2 separate regions of the Homo sapiens genome follow, and region 2 is linked to region 1. The links are chromatin contacts, found by Hi-C in ENCODE. All regions are on one chromosome and are shown on one strand. The core of a region is the stretch at or near the end of the contact, and the rest is flanking DNA. Distances in the headings are between cores, read along the strand shown. Region 1 holds the start of RUBCNL (rubicon like autophagy enhancer). Region 2 has its middle 87 kb from the start of HTR2A.

The links. A loop is a pair of places that touch in the nucleus more often than their neighbours do. Pooled maps may share reads with other maps.
Region 2: a loop to region 1 is called in a map of B cell, with 7 times the contacts of the local background. The contact joins the enhancer-like site here to the promoter of RUBCNL in region 1. A Hi-C loop is called at or near these places in 2 of 168 maps with a recorded cell type or tissue (B cell and OCI-LY7), 8 of 37 single-sample maps with no recorded cell type and 5 of 50 pooled maps.

Annotation. Positions count from the first base shown.
Region 1 is chr13:46,383,852-46,390,096 of GRCh38, reverse strand. RUBCNL (rubicon like autophagy enhancer) reads left to right here and starts at 2,845. Exons shown (of 15, transcript NM_025113.5): 1 at 2,845-2,963. RefSeq lists enhancers at 166-305, 2,069-2,178, 2,199-2,298, 2,329-2,608, 2,989-3,078.
Region 2 is chr13:46,981,247-46,987,491 of GRCh38, reverse strand. No RefSeq gene overlaps it. Among named protein-coding and RNA genes, the nearest start is that of HTR2A, 87 kb to the right of the region's middle. Within about 2 kb of position 3,496, at least 5 of the 41 ENCODE cell types and tissues checked have a DNase peak (open chromatin) inside an H3K27ac peak, as active enhancers do; they include B cell and OCI-LY7, where a contact is called at or near this core.

The sequences.
Region 1 (6,245 bases), core at 1,596-4,095:
ACAATGGAGCTTTGTGTGTGATCAATGGGTGCTGGGCATGAGCCCGGCTGGGCTAGCTGACACAGTGAGTTGTCCCTGACACTCATGACTTTCAAGCCCTGTGTCTTGGAGGGCACTGTGATCTGGAAGTTCACCTTCCCCATGAAAAAACCCAAACCAGCCTCTCCTTTTCCTGCATGGTGATCCGTCTGTAATGATCAGTGACATTCTCAGAATTAACCAATCAGGAAATTCTTGGAAAGTCCACGCCTCAGCATTTAGTGCTTGGGAAATTCTACTTCCAGATCCCAGAGGGGACAGAGCAGATTTCCAGTGAGCATTCCTAACTTGAAAAACCTGTCCTTGAATGTTTCTCCTTAGTCCTAGAGATGCTCTTTCAGAATGTGAACCTCCTGCGTCTGTGACGAGATGTAGAAGGTCTATACTCAGAGTTAGTAGGATGTCCACGTGATAGTGCCTAGGCCTGCCTTATGGCAGTTTTGAGAAAGGTGATTTCAGAGTGGCTTCAGAGGGGATGACTAAAGCCCACAATCTTGGTCCAAAATATCCTAATCTCCCTACAAAAACGATTTTCTTGCCTTGGACTATGTCCAGTCTGCCAACTAGTACAGCTGTTTCTGGTTTTTGACTCACTGATTTACCTGGCATGACATTTCCTCTTGTTTCAAGATTCTTTCTCTAAGTTCCTCCTGACTCCTCTTTCCCTTTAAGTATTCCTGAAACTGGCTCTTGCCTGGTCCCTTTATTTCATTATTCTTCCATCTTGCTGGTAGTATGGTGGAAATTGGACATAGGGTTTGGTGTCAGATACACCTGCCTTCAAAGCCTAACTGTGCTACCTATTAGCTCTGTGACCTTGGGCAAGTTATTTGAACCTAAGTCATAGATTTCCCCCTTGCGAAATGGGAACAAATGATTTGTTATTCTCAGGGATGTTCACAGACTTGCTTAAAATAATAAGAAAAAGTACCTGGCACATAGCCGATACTCAAAAAATGTTAGCACACACCCACACCTTTTTCTTTCTGATTCATTTAAGGTAAGCCCTTCCCAATCGGCCTTCAGCTGACCTGAATTCCTGGGATACTGTATTTGGAATTTTAAATATTCCAAATATCCAGAGTTCTTGCAGGTCAAAGCTGGTCTATGCTCCAAACAGGCTGCCCCCAAGGGAAGCAGGGTAATTGGCAGCTAGTATTCATCTGACTTTTGTCATATTGATTCAATATTTTATCTGAAGATGGCAGCAACTAGTACATGGTGCCACCGTTTAGCCACTCCATGCCAGAGGTACCAGGCAAGTAAAAGCCAAATTACCAGTGCCTCTGCTCCATCCTGGAAATGACAAAGGACAAAGCCAAGGAACCCAGGAAAGTGCAACGGGATTTGGTTTTATGCAGCAGGGAATCTTCTAAGAAAGCCAGGACCGGTTCACCTACGTGTCATTACCAGTGCAGGCAGCTCAGAGGTCCTTCCCCGGGAGAAGTCAGGGCACCGCGAGAGAGAGCTTAGCTTCCTTCCTTCCTCCATCCCTCCCTCCCTTCCTTCTGGGACTTAGGTTCCTTCCTTCCTTCCTTCCTTTCTACTTTTCTTTCCTTCCTTCCTTCCTTGGCTTTGGTTCCTTCCTTCCTTCTACCTTCCTTCCTTCCTTCTTTCCTTCCTTCCTGGGCTTAGGTTCCTTCCTTCCTTGGCTTAGATTCCTTCCTTCCTTCGCCCTTCCTTCCTTCCTTTCTTTGCTTTCCTTCCTTCCTTCCTTCCTTGGCTTAGGTTCCTTCCTTCCTTCCTTCCTTCTTCCCTCCCTCCCTCCCTTGGGTTCCTTCCTGCCTGCCTGCCTGCCTTCCTCCCTCCCTCCCTCCTTCCCTTCTTCTCCTTTCTGTTTTTTTTTTTTTTTTTTTTTGACAGTCTTGCTCTGTCGCCCAGGCTGGAGTGCAATGGCGCGATCTCGGCTTACTGCAACCTCCGCCTCCCGGGTTGCTCCTGCTTCAGCCTCCCTAGTAGCCGGCATAACAGGCACCCGCCACCACGCTCGGCTAATTTTTATATTTTTAGTAGAGACAGGCTTTCACCATGTTGGCCAGGCTGGTCTCGAACTCCTAACCTCAAGTGATCCATCCGACTTGGCCTCCCAAAGTAGGTGCTGGGATCACAGGCTTGAACCACCGCACCCGGCCAGAGCTTAGGTTTCTATTCGTGACAACTTTCTGTATTGGTTGGCAGGTTCTCCTAGCACCACCATGATCTCAGGACTAACCACTGCACACCCGTGATGGGATTCCAAACCTTCGCTGCAAGAGGACAAGGTGACGAGTTGCTGACAGTGAAGGCTAAACTAACGCGGACAGTGAAGTGCTACATGAGTCGGACTCAGACTCCAGGTGAAGCAGCCAGCAGAGGTCAGAGAGAGACAGCTCACGTTCCGGGTAAGTTGCAGGTCGATTTCAGGGCCGACTCATCCAGATTACTCATTCTTCATTTCAGGCAATTGTATGACTGCTAAATACTGCTGCTGGGGGCATCTGGGGTTGGGAAGTCATTTCTGCCAGGTCTTTGACCCCTGAAAGCGTCGTTGCGTCTCGCGCCGCGGGTAGGCAGGGCGGGATTTCTAGGAGGACCGGCAGAGGCGCGCATAGGTGCGTGGTGCTGGGCCCGGGCGCCGCGGCACCGGTGTAGGAGCGCGCATCTCCAGAGTTTCTTCCATCTGGGCGACGTCTCGGTGCCTGCGGCGGGAACGGCGCTTTGCTTCCCTGAGGAGCTTCTAGAGAGCTACGGTGGCCCCCGTGTGGGAGGCGGGGGGCGTGGCGGCGTCGGGGCGTCGCTGTCCCCTCCTCGGTAGCTCTCCTCCCTCCCCTTTCTGCTGTTACCGGGAGCGCGGTGGCCACGGAACGCTGCCCGGAGCCGCGCGAGGGAGGACCCGACGCGCGGCGTTTACCCAGCGCAGCGTTCCACCGCTCGGGTTTGGCTGGGTGAGGCTGGCGGGGCCGGGGGCGAGATGGGAGCGGCGCGGGGTGGAGAGGGTGGTTGGAGAAAGGGAAGGGAGGGCCGCGGGAGAGGTTGGATGGTGGAAGTGGCGCCAGAGAGGTTTGTGCCCAGCAGAGACACCCAGGTATCTTAGGGTCGCTCAGAGCAGTGTCGGGGACCCCTTGGAGACAGTAGGAAGGGGCTCCTCGCGGGGTGGCGGATTTCTATCCGGTTGACTTTGTAGAGTGAGGTTGACCCTGTGTTCGGCTTGGGCCGGGAAGGGCGCAGAAGCGGGACCTCAGGACACTTTTACGCAGGGCGATTCTCAGAGACTACAAAGCCTGCGCCCTGCGTCCTCCCAGGCGCAGTGTTCTGGGATCAGTGTCTTTTCTCTGTTTTCGTCCTCAACACAGCCAAAGTCGTGGATATGTGGTGACAGAAAAACATTTGGCTACATAACTGAGCTAGGCTGGAGTGTGAAATCGCGGCGTGTTATTTGGTCCGGGCGCCCTACATAGCAACCCCCACTCTTCTCGCCCCCAACCCCCCGCCACGCCGGACACGGTCAGGCGGGCGTTCCCCCAACCCGCCCCTTGTGAAGTCCACCTGCTGAGACTGATACAGATCCCCTGCGAACTTGATGCTGTCCGCTTGGAAAACGTGGAGAACTTTCAGAGGAGGGGTTATTTCGCCTTGAGTGAAAATTAAGACTCAAAGGAAAAGGTATACTCAAGAGCTGCCCTTACTGGGTTATTTCTGTGGAATTTGGAAGGATCTTTGAATTGAAGATGTGGTGGGAGCGCGCAGAGAACAGAGAATCCGTAAGCTTGAGTTTCTTAGACCCAGTTTCTTAAAGCCAAAGTAGCGGGGAGATCTTGGCAAGTCAAGAAACCTTCTTGAACTTCAGTTCCCTTGCCTCAGGGGGAGAATACTCCAGCCATACCCCACTGTGTGGTTTAGAAGGTTAATGGCCTGGAGGGAGGGAAGTGTTTTGAAGCCTATAAAGTATCCTGTGAAGGTATCACCACATTGCTGCCCACTGAAACACTGCCGGCCGCCGACAGAACTTTGTTTGGAGCCGAGTTAAGACAGCATCTTTATGGCAGTGCTGGGGTTTTCGTGATTACCGGTCCAGAGTGTCAGGACACCTCTGTTTCTCAAACCCCAGTTTCTGCACTGCCACATGAAACTGCTCATTACTGAGTGACAGCAGAGGACAGGAACTTTGCCTTCTTCATTAACTTCTTTAGGGCCTTTACAAAGTGGGAGATGGTAGGAACTTTGATGAAAATTGAGGGTCATAGCCTTGGAGCGGGGTGAGGGGTTAGATTTGACTGGACATAGTCTTCATGCAACCGTTTAACAACAAAAACATTGTTGGCTGAGTTCTTGTTTTTTGATACAAGGAACATTCTGTCGGAGCCAAGGTTAAACATCCAAGAGTAAACGTTTGTTGGTTTTTTTTTTTTTTTGCATGATCTTTAGAGGATAAGTAAAAAACTAAAGAAAGGCTGCATTGCTTGCTGACACATTTTTTCCCCACCCATCTGAAGGCACACAAATAATAGCACTGGCAAATTTGAATAGTTTCCCTTGTTACCAAATCTACGTTCTTATTTCTAATATGGAACGATTATTTCTAGTATGGAGAGAAATATGGAATTTCTAATATGGAAGATTTAGCATGGTGTGTCATTGTAAAAATTTAGGCAGTTCTTGGATAAGTATGTCCAGCCTTCCAGAGACTATAAGTGTAGTAATATTAGTGCCTGTTAGTCATATTGTGTATCTTCCTGATACCCAATTAGATCTCTGATTGTTTTTTCTTTTTAATTAAAAGGAGCTGAAAGATGACTCAGTTAAGAAGCTGGAAAATAAAACCAGGTCTCTGTAACTGTGCTGTCTTATTCTGAACTGAAAGTCTTTCTGCAATAATAATGATGGTGATAATAAAGCTAACCTTCATAGGACATTGTGTACCAGACTGATACACGTGCTACAATTCTGTTCGTTCTCACACCATCCTTCATGGGGGAGGTTAAGAGCATTGCTCAAAATCACACAGCTAATAAGTCATTTTTCTCAGATTGGCGTTAAAATTATATTTAATTGGGTCCTGTGTGTGCGAGTGTTTTAACTTTTGCATTGTCTTTTATCCCACACACGGAGGCAACATGGATGGTGAGACTAGGGGCTATGGACAAGGTTCCAGGGTTTGGACTTGAGCATGCTGCTGAGTGGCTATGTGGTCATCACTTTACTTCCTTTTCTAACCCGTAAAATGATGATAATAATTCTACATTGAATGAATCCTTTGTTTCTACTGAGCCCAAAGTCTGCTCCGTAAAGGTAAAATACTTCTCAGAGTGTAGAAAGAAAAGTTTCAGATTCAAGCCTTTTTGTCATCAGTAGGCTGGAAAATGAATAGAAGTTAGAATAAACTATACACTTAATGTGATTTTTCCAACAATTATGTTGAAAAATTGTTCAAAAATGCATTCATTCCAATGATCCTTAGCTTTATATTTATTAAAAGAAGTAAATGTAAATTAGACCTCAACGTTTTTTTTTAACAGGTAACGTTGAAAAGCACCCACAGTAAGCAGGTACTGTTTGCTGGTTGATTTTAGATGATGAAAATTGTAGAGTAAGTACGTTTGCAGAAAACTGTAGAGTAAGTACAATTATAGAGTAAGTATAAGAAGAATTGTATTCAAAGGTATTGTATTATTCTTATAAAGAAATGTATTCTTCTTATACTTTTTTACGTTCTTTTATTCCGACAAGCTAGAGTTGATCAGAAAAGAACTGAATTCCAAAAATATGTTTAGGGCACTTCCCTATTCTCTCTGTATTTACTTGGAAATGATTCTTAGAAGTTTTTGGCATGGGACTTTTAAGTTTGTTAAGTGAAGGGACTAGCACTTATCTATATGCATATTTTGCAAGTATTTTTAAAAATATGGCTCAATTGTTAAATCATTTTATTCGTCCCATGACTTATATAAAAATCTGGGGGTTTTTTGGTTGCTCACTTTTAGTTTAGGCTTGGTTTTATGGTGATCTGGGCTCAGGGAGGTAGACATGTCAATGTCATTAGCATTGCCAAGGTATAGGCAGTCTGCTGCATGCTGTGTGAATATTAATATTCTGAAGAGATATTTGAGTCCACAAGATTTAAAGATCTTCTGTTCACCGCTGTGCTTGTAGAATTAGGGCTAAATTAGTTTAGCCTGGGCCTCCTGGGTCTTGGTCATTTGAAAATAGCTCCTCAAGTAGGCTGGCTA
Region 2 (6,245 bases), core at 2,247-4,746, 600 kb before region 1:
TTTCCAGGCTAAGTATTGGTTTGCTGGTGTAAGACCCTCTAAAGTTCTTTTCCTGCTTCTCACACTATGCTGATCCTGGAAACTCATGGTAAGCTGAGAGACACCCATGAGACTGAGTTCCTGAGTGAGAATAACACAGAGCAGAACACCCAAACCAACTCGGGATGAACATGTAGCTTGAGAAATAAAAAAATTGCTTTAAAAATAAGAGATTTTACTCTTACCGTATAATCCAGGAATTGTGCTCCTTGGTATATACCCAAAGGAGTTGAAAATGCACTTCTACACAAAAACAAGCATGCAAGTGTTTATAACAGCTTTAATCATAATTGCTGAAGCAATCAAGATTTTCTTCAATAGGTAGATGGATCAACTGCAGAACATCCATGTAATGAAATAGTATTCAGCACTAAAGAAATGAGCTATGAAACCATGAAAAGACATGGAGGATTGGTTCTTAAAAAAAAAAATTTGACGTCTGTTACTGAAGCATAACCTACCCACCCTATTATAACTCATACGGCACTAAGAAATCATTTAATTGACAAAATAACCTCACAAAGAAGGAAAAACAATGTATGTGAATTTGTAATAGGCAAAGCTCAAATGTATAGCATCTACTTTTTAGTTCAGAAGGAGTACTTGAATACAAAAAAAAGTTATAAGTAAATAGTGTAACAGTAGTTAGTTTTCCAAGTGAAAGGGCTCTGAAAATTAATATAGTCCACATTTTAAAAAAAACTTTCATAACTCTTTTTTTAACCTATATTGGATGGATACGTTTTGAAGATCTAAGGTACAGCACGGTAACTATATTTATATGATACTGTATTGTATACTTGAAATTTGCTAAGTGAGTAGATCTCAAATGTTCTCATCACACACACAAGGTAACTATAAGAAGCTGTAGAAATGTTGATTAGTTTGATTTTTATAATCATTTCATACTGTGTACACATCAAAACATCATATTGTATACCTTAATTCTTATTTTGTTAACTATACCTCAAAGCTGAAAAGTAAAAAGCACTTGAACTAAACTTGATCTTTTATGTATCACAAAAATACAGGCTCAATTAGCCCCAGTAAGTCATCATTTGTTTTTACATAAATTACAATGAGTCAGCCAGCTGTGCTGTCTCAAGCCTGTAATCCCAGCACTTTGGGAGGCCGAGGCAGGCGGATCACTTGAGGTCAGGAGACTAGCCTGGCTGACATGGCGAAACCCCATCTCTTCTAAAAATACAAAAACTAGCTGGGCATGGTGGCACACACTTATAATCCCAGCTACTTGGGAGGCTGACGCAGGAGAATCCCTTGTACCCGGGAGGTGAAGTTTGCGGTGAGCCGAGATCATGCCACTGCACCCCAGCCTAGGTAATAAGGCAAGACTCCATCTCAAAAGAAAAAAAAAATTACAATGAATCATTTCAACTCTTGAAATTTTCATGAATCTAAGCCAATATTTCTCAAGGAGTATGGATCAATTGTATTACAAGAATCTGAAGTATTTGTTAAAAATGCAGATGCCCAGGCTCCATCCAGCTTCACTGACTCAGAATCTTTACAGATTGGGACCCAGGAATCAAAAGTTTATCCTGTGTCCAGGTTTGAGAATCACTGACCTAGGTTCTGTATAAAATTATAAGGCTCCATATAATAAGCCTTTAAGATGCTAGTTTAAGATATCAAATAAGCACATAAGCATTGCATTCACAATTAGTGTAACATAAATTTACACCCAGAATAACATATCTGAGGCCTTTTCAGGACTCCATCATGCTTCTAACCTTTGAGCTGTAGTGAGCTGCATGATTGTTGTATAATAAAGTGGCTCAGAGTAAGGCTTAATAACAGAATGAAGTTCAAGTAAAAACATCTTAAATGGATTTCCATTTTTCCTAATGCAAAATTTAGCTAATTCTGAGTTCGAATTGTCCTCCTACTGCCCACGTTTCCCACAGGAAGTGGACAGTATAACTTGAGGTGATGAAGCTTTGCAGTTAAGAAACTGATGGGAAACATAACAAATTTCAAGATGTTTAAGTGGTTCTTTGGGGGAGAACTCACTGTCATGAAGAATGCAAATGAAAACAGAATAATAAAATGCATGTGGAACTATTTATCTGTTTGTTCCTAAGAATAAGAGATTTTTTTATTCTTGGTATTTCTCCTGGTAATTTTTATTCCATAACTCACATTTCTGGTTTTTTTAAATGAATTTATCAACCAAATGTGATTAGGTACAGGCATGTTTTGTATCTGCAGAATCCAGGAACAACCTCTACCATTCTTATAAATCAAAGATTGGTGAGCTATCAGTACTATGGTCTGAGTATAGGGAAATTCAACTAATACATTTTGTATAAAACCAACCAGAGGCAGGAATAGGCTGTTTATAATTTAAAGAGATTCATTCAACCTATACTGACCTTTCCTTCTCTATGATATTTAAATTCACATACAACACACTTGATACTTCTCTAATAGTTACATATCTGTTAGTTTTTCTCCCCAAATTATTCAATGTTTTTGAGAGGAAACAGAATTGTTTGAACTACATTTAATGAACAAATACATTTCTCTCAAAAGACTATCAGTGCCAGGCATGGTGGCTCACACCTATAATCTCAGCACTTTGGGAGGTCGAGATGGGGAGATCACTTGAGATCAGGAGTTCGAGACCAGCCTGGCCAACATGGCAAAAACCCCTCTCTACTAAAAATACAAAAATTATCCAGGCTTAGTGGCACACACCTGTAATCACAGCTACTCGGGAGGCTGAGGCAGGAGAATCGCTTAAACCCGGGAGGCAGAGGTTGCAGTGAGCTGAGATCATGCCAATGCACTCCAGCCCGGGAGACAGAGTGAGACTGTCTCAAAAAAAAAAAATGTTTATTGAAGTTCCGATGAAAATTAATTTGGAGTAATTGAGGCAATAGAGTGAGACTCTGTCTCAAAAAAAAAGAACATTAAAATTAATTTCATACTAATTAAATCTAATGTACAAACTAAACTTAGTTTCACCTCTAATTTAGTCTTTACATATATGATTCCCAAGAAAAATACCACAGGTTACAGAAATCCAACTATTTCAGTTTCAAAGGGGGAAAAATAAGCTATTATATGACAAGCTAGTCAACAGATTCCTAAATCAGCCAGTTATTACTGATGTTATTCTTTTCAAGGGAAAGTAGACTATGCCAAAATTTTCAAAAATACAAATGTATATTTAATCCAAAATAACACTGCAATGACAATGATCTCAGTACCTCAGGATATACTCAGTAAATAAACACTTTCTGGCTGATGAATAGGTGCAGAGGTCAATAATGTGCTCCTAACAGGACTGCTCTTACATGAAAGGCATGATTCACAAGAGGAAGTTCCTGTTACTACACCCCAAAGGGTTCTCAAGGCCTGAATGCCTTCCTAGAGATACTTGTGTTTGCATGCCAAGCCATCACATAAAACTGAAAGCACAGAAAAGGTCTCACAGGTGTCTTAAAGATACAAGTACAGCAGGACAGCAGAGGTGTAGTGAGCTGGTAGCTGGACTCGGGATCTGGAAGATGGAAACAAAGAGTATAGGGTATGCCATAGGTCTCAATATTATAATGTTGGACAAAAGCCTGTGGTTGAAAAGATAATGAACATGCAGTTTAGTGACCAAAATAAGGGAGTGAATGTACGGAAAAACATTTTTCACAATGCCTACCTTACAGCATGTGCATGATAGGTGGTTTTTTAATGATTTTGTAGTATATGGGATCAGAAGCCCTGTCTGCAAAACTCCATACAAGGTCCCTCTCTCCCTGCCCATGACTACCAGCCACATTCTGAAAGGAATGGGTATGATGACCTGCAGGGGGATCGATGCCAGATACTAACAAATTATACCCCAGTGAAAATTCAGCAGAAGAGAGGAGTTCAAGATGGGAAAATCCCTTCTCATTTGGACCCACTTGGTCTCTGCAAAAAGCCATTCCTGCCACCAGCACCCAGTGGGCTGTGCTGTTCATGGGGGATACACAGCCTGGTGCTAAATGGAGCGCTGCTGCTAAAATCAGCTTATCACAGCTCTGCTCTTTTCTTCTTTTGACCAAGCTTGCATCACAGGGACCACAACAAAGAAAGGGCTTCCTGCATTTTGCAGAAGTGAAAAAAGATCAAAGATTCAGTCTGGGACAGACCTGAGAAGTTCAGTGGCCACATATACAAAGCCAAAATCGATGTACAGTCAGAGAAGGGAACCTCAGATTTGAGATTGAGACTGTGATGAAAAGTCCAGGCAATCAATCTAGGTCTGATAAATCAGTTTCCTAATTTTACAGACAGGAAAACCATATTTGAGAACTATTCCCACGTGCCTTCACCAGCCAGTAAAAGAGGGACAAGAACCCTACCTACCAGGGCCCAGTGCCAACATCTGTTCTGCCACAGTGCTATTCCTCAGAACAAGGGTTAGTGAACACACCTGGCTAGGGATGCTAAGGGCTAAGGCAAGTTCTGGTGAAGCTTCCCTGAACTTCCTGTTCCAAAACCAATCACCCTCCTCCATCCATGTAAAAGGGAAGGACACCTATTTCTAATTTCAGACCTAGCTCCCTCTATACTTTTACTCACCCCTTCTTACTGCCTTACACCAGGGAAACCCTATATTGCATAGATACACATCTATATATAATGTTGTAATTATTATTCTATGTCTTTTCAAAAGCAAAGATAATTTGTTTTAAAAAGGCAAAACTATGGAGACAGTACAAAAGCTCAGAGGTAGCTGGGGTTTGGGGATAGGGAGGAAGGAATAGGCAGAGCACAGAGGATTTTTAAGGCAGTGAAAATACTCTGTATGATACTTTAATGGTGAACACATGACATTATACATTTATTCAAACCCATAGAATGTACAACAGCAAGAGTGAGCCCTAATATAAACTGTGAACTTTGAGTGATGATAGCGATATGTCAATGTATGTTCATTGATTGTAACAAATGTACCACACGGGTGGGGGGTGTTGATAATGGAGGAGGCCAGCAGGGGAGGGCAGTGGGTATATGGGATGTCTTTGTACCTTCTTCTCAATATTGCTGTAAATCTAAAACTGCTTGAAAAAAGTAATCATCCACATTATGAACACTAATATCATGAATCACTGAAAAACTCACAGGTTTTCCTAAACCAGGGGCTTCAATAAATCAGTTCGCATTTAACATATCTATCTTCAGGTCCAAAATTTAACATGGTTCATTTGTTTATTTTCTACCTTTCACAGGAATTTGGTACAGATAGGTGGGAGGAGCAACAGATGATGGCAGTTCCATTGGATACTATATTCTTTTTAAAAAAGAAAGTAGTAGAAAATACTTAACATAAAATCTAGCCTTTTAGCAAATCTCAGTGTACAGACAGAACGGTGTGGTTTACTATATGCACATTGTTGTAGGGCAGTTCTCTTGAACTTATTCATTTTGGATGACTGCAACTCTGTATCCATTGAACAGCAATTCCCCATTCTCCCCACTCCTGGAAACCATCACTCTACTTTCTGCTTCTATAAGTTTGACTGTTCTAGAAACCTCATCTAAGTGGAATCATGCAATATTTGGCCTTTTGTGGCTCACTTATGTCACATAGCGTAAAACCCACAAGATTCATCCATATAGCGTGGGACAGAATTTCCTTAAGACTAAATAATATTCTATTATGTGTTTCTATTTCACATATTCTCAATCCATTCATCCACTTACAAACATGTAAGTTGTTTCCACCTCTTGGTCATTGTGAATAGTGCTGCAGTAAGCATGGGAGTGCAAGTATCTATCTGAGGCCTTGTTCTGAATTATTTGAATACCTGGAGTGGGATGGCTGGATCATATGTTAGTCCTAGTCTTTTTTGAGGAAAGACCCCACCATTTTTCATAGAAGCTACACAATTTTACATTCCCAAAAACACACAAGGGTTTCAATTTCTCTATATCCTGATATTCGTTATTTGTTTTTTATAATGGCCGTCTTAGGTGTGAGGTGATATCTTGTAGCTTTTTCATTCCTTAGGGATGTTAAACACTGAGTTTTAGGAGTTTATTATATATTTTGGATTATTAATCCCTTATTAAACACATGGTTTGCAAATATTTTCTCGCATTCCATAGGTTGCCTTTTTATTCTGTGGACTGTTTCCTTTGCCATAAAGCTTTTTAGTTCGATGTAGTCTCACTTGCCCATTTTGGTGTTGTATCTT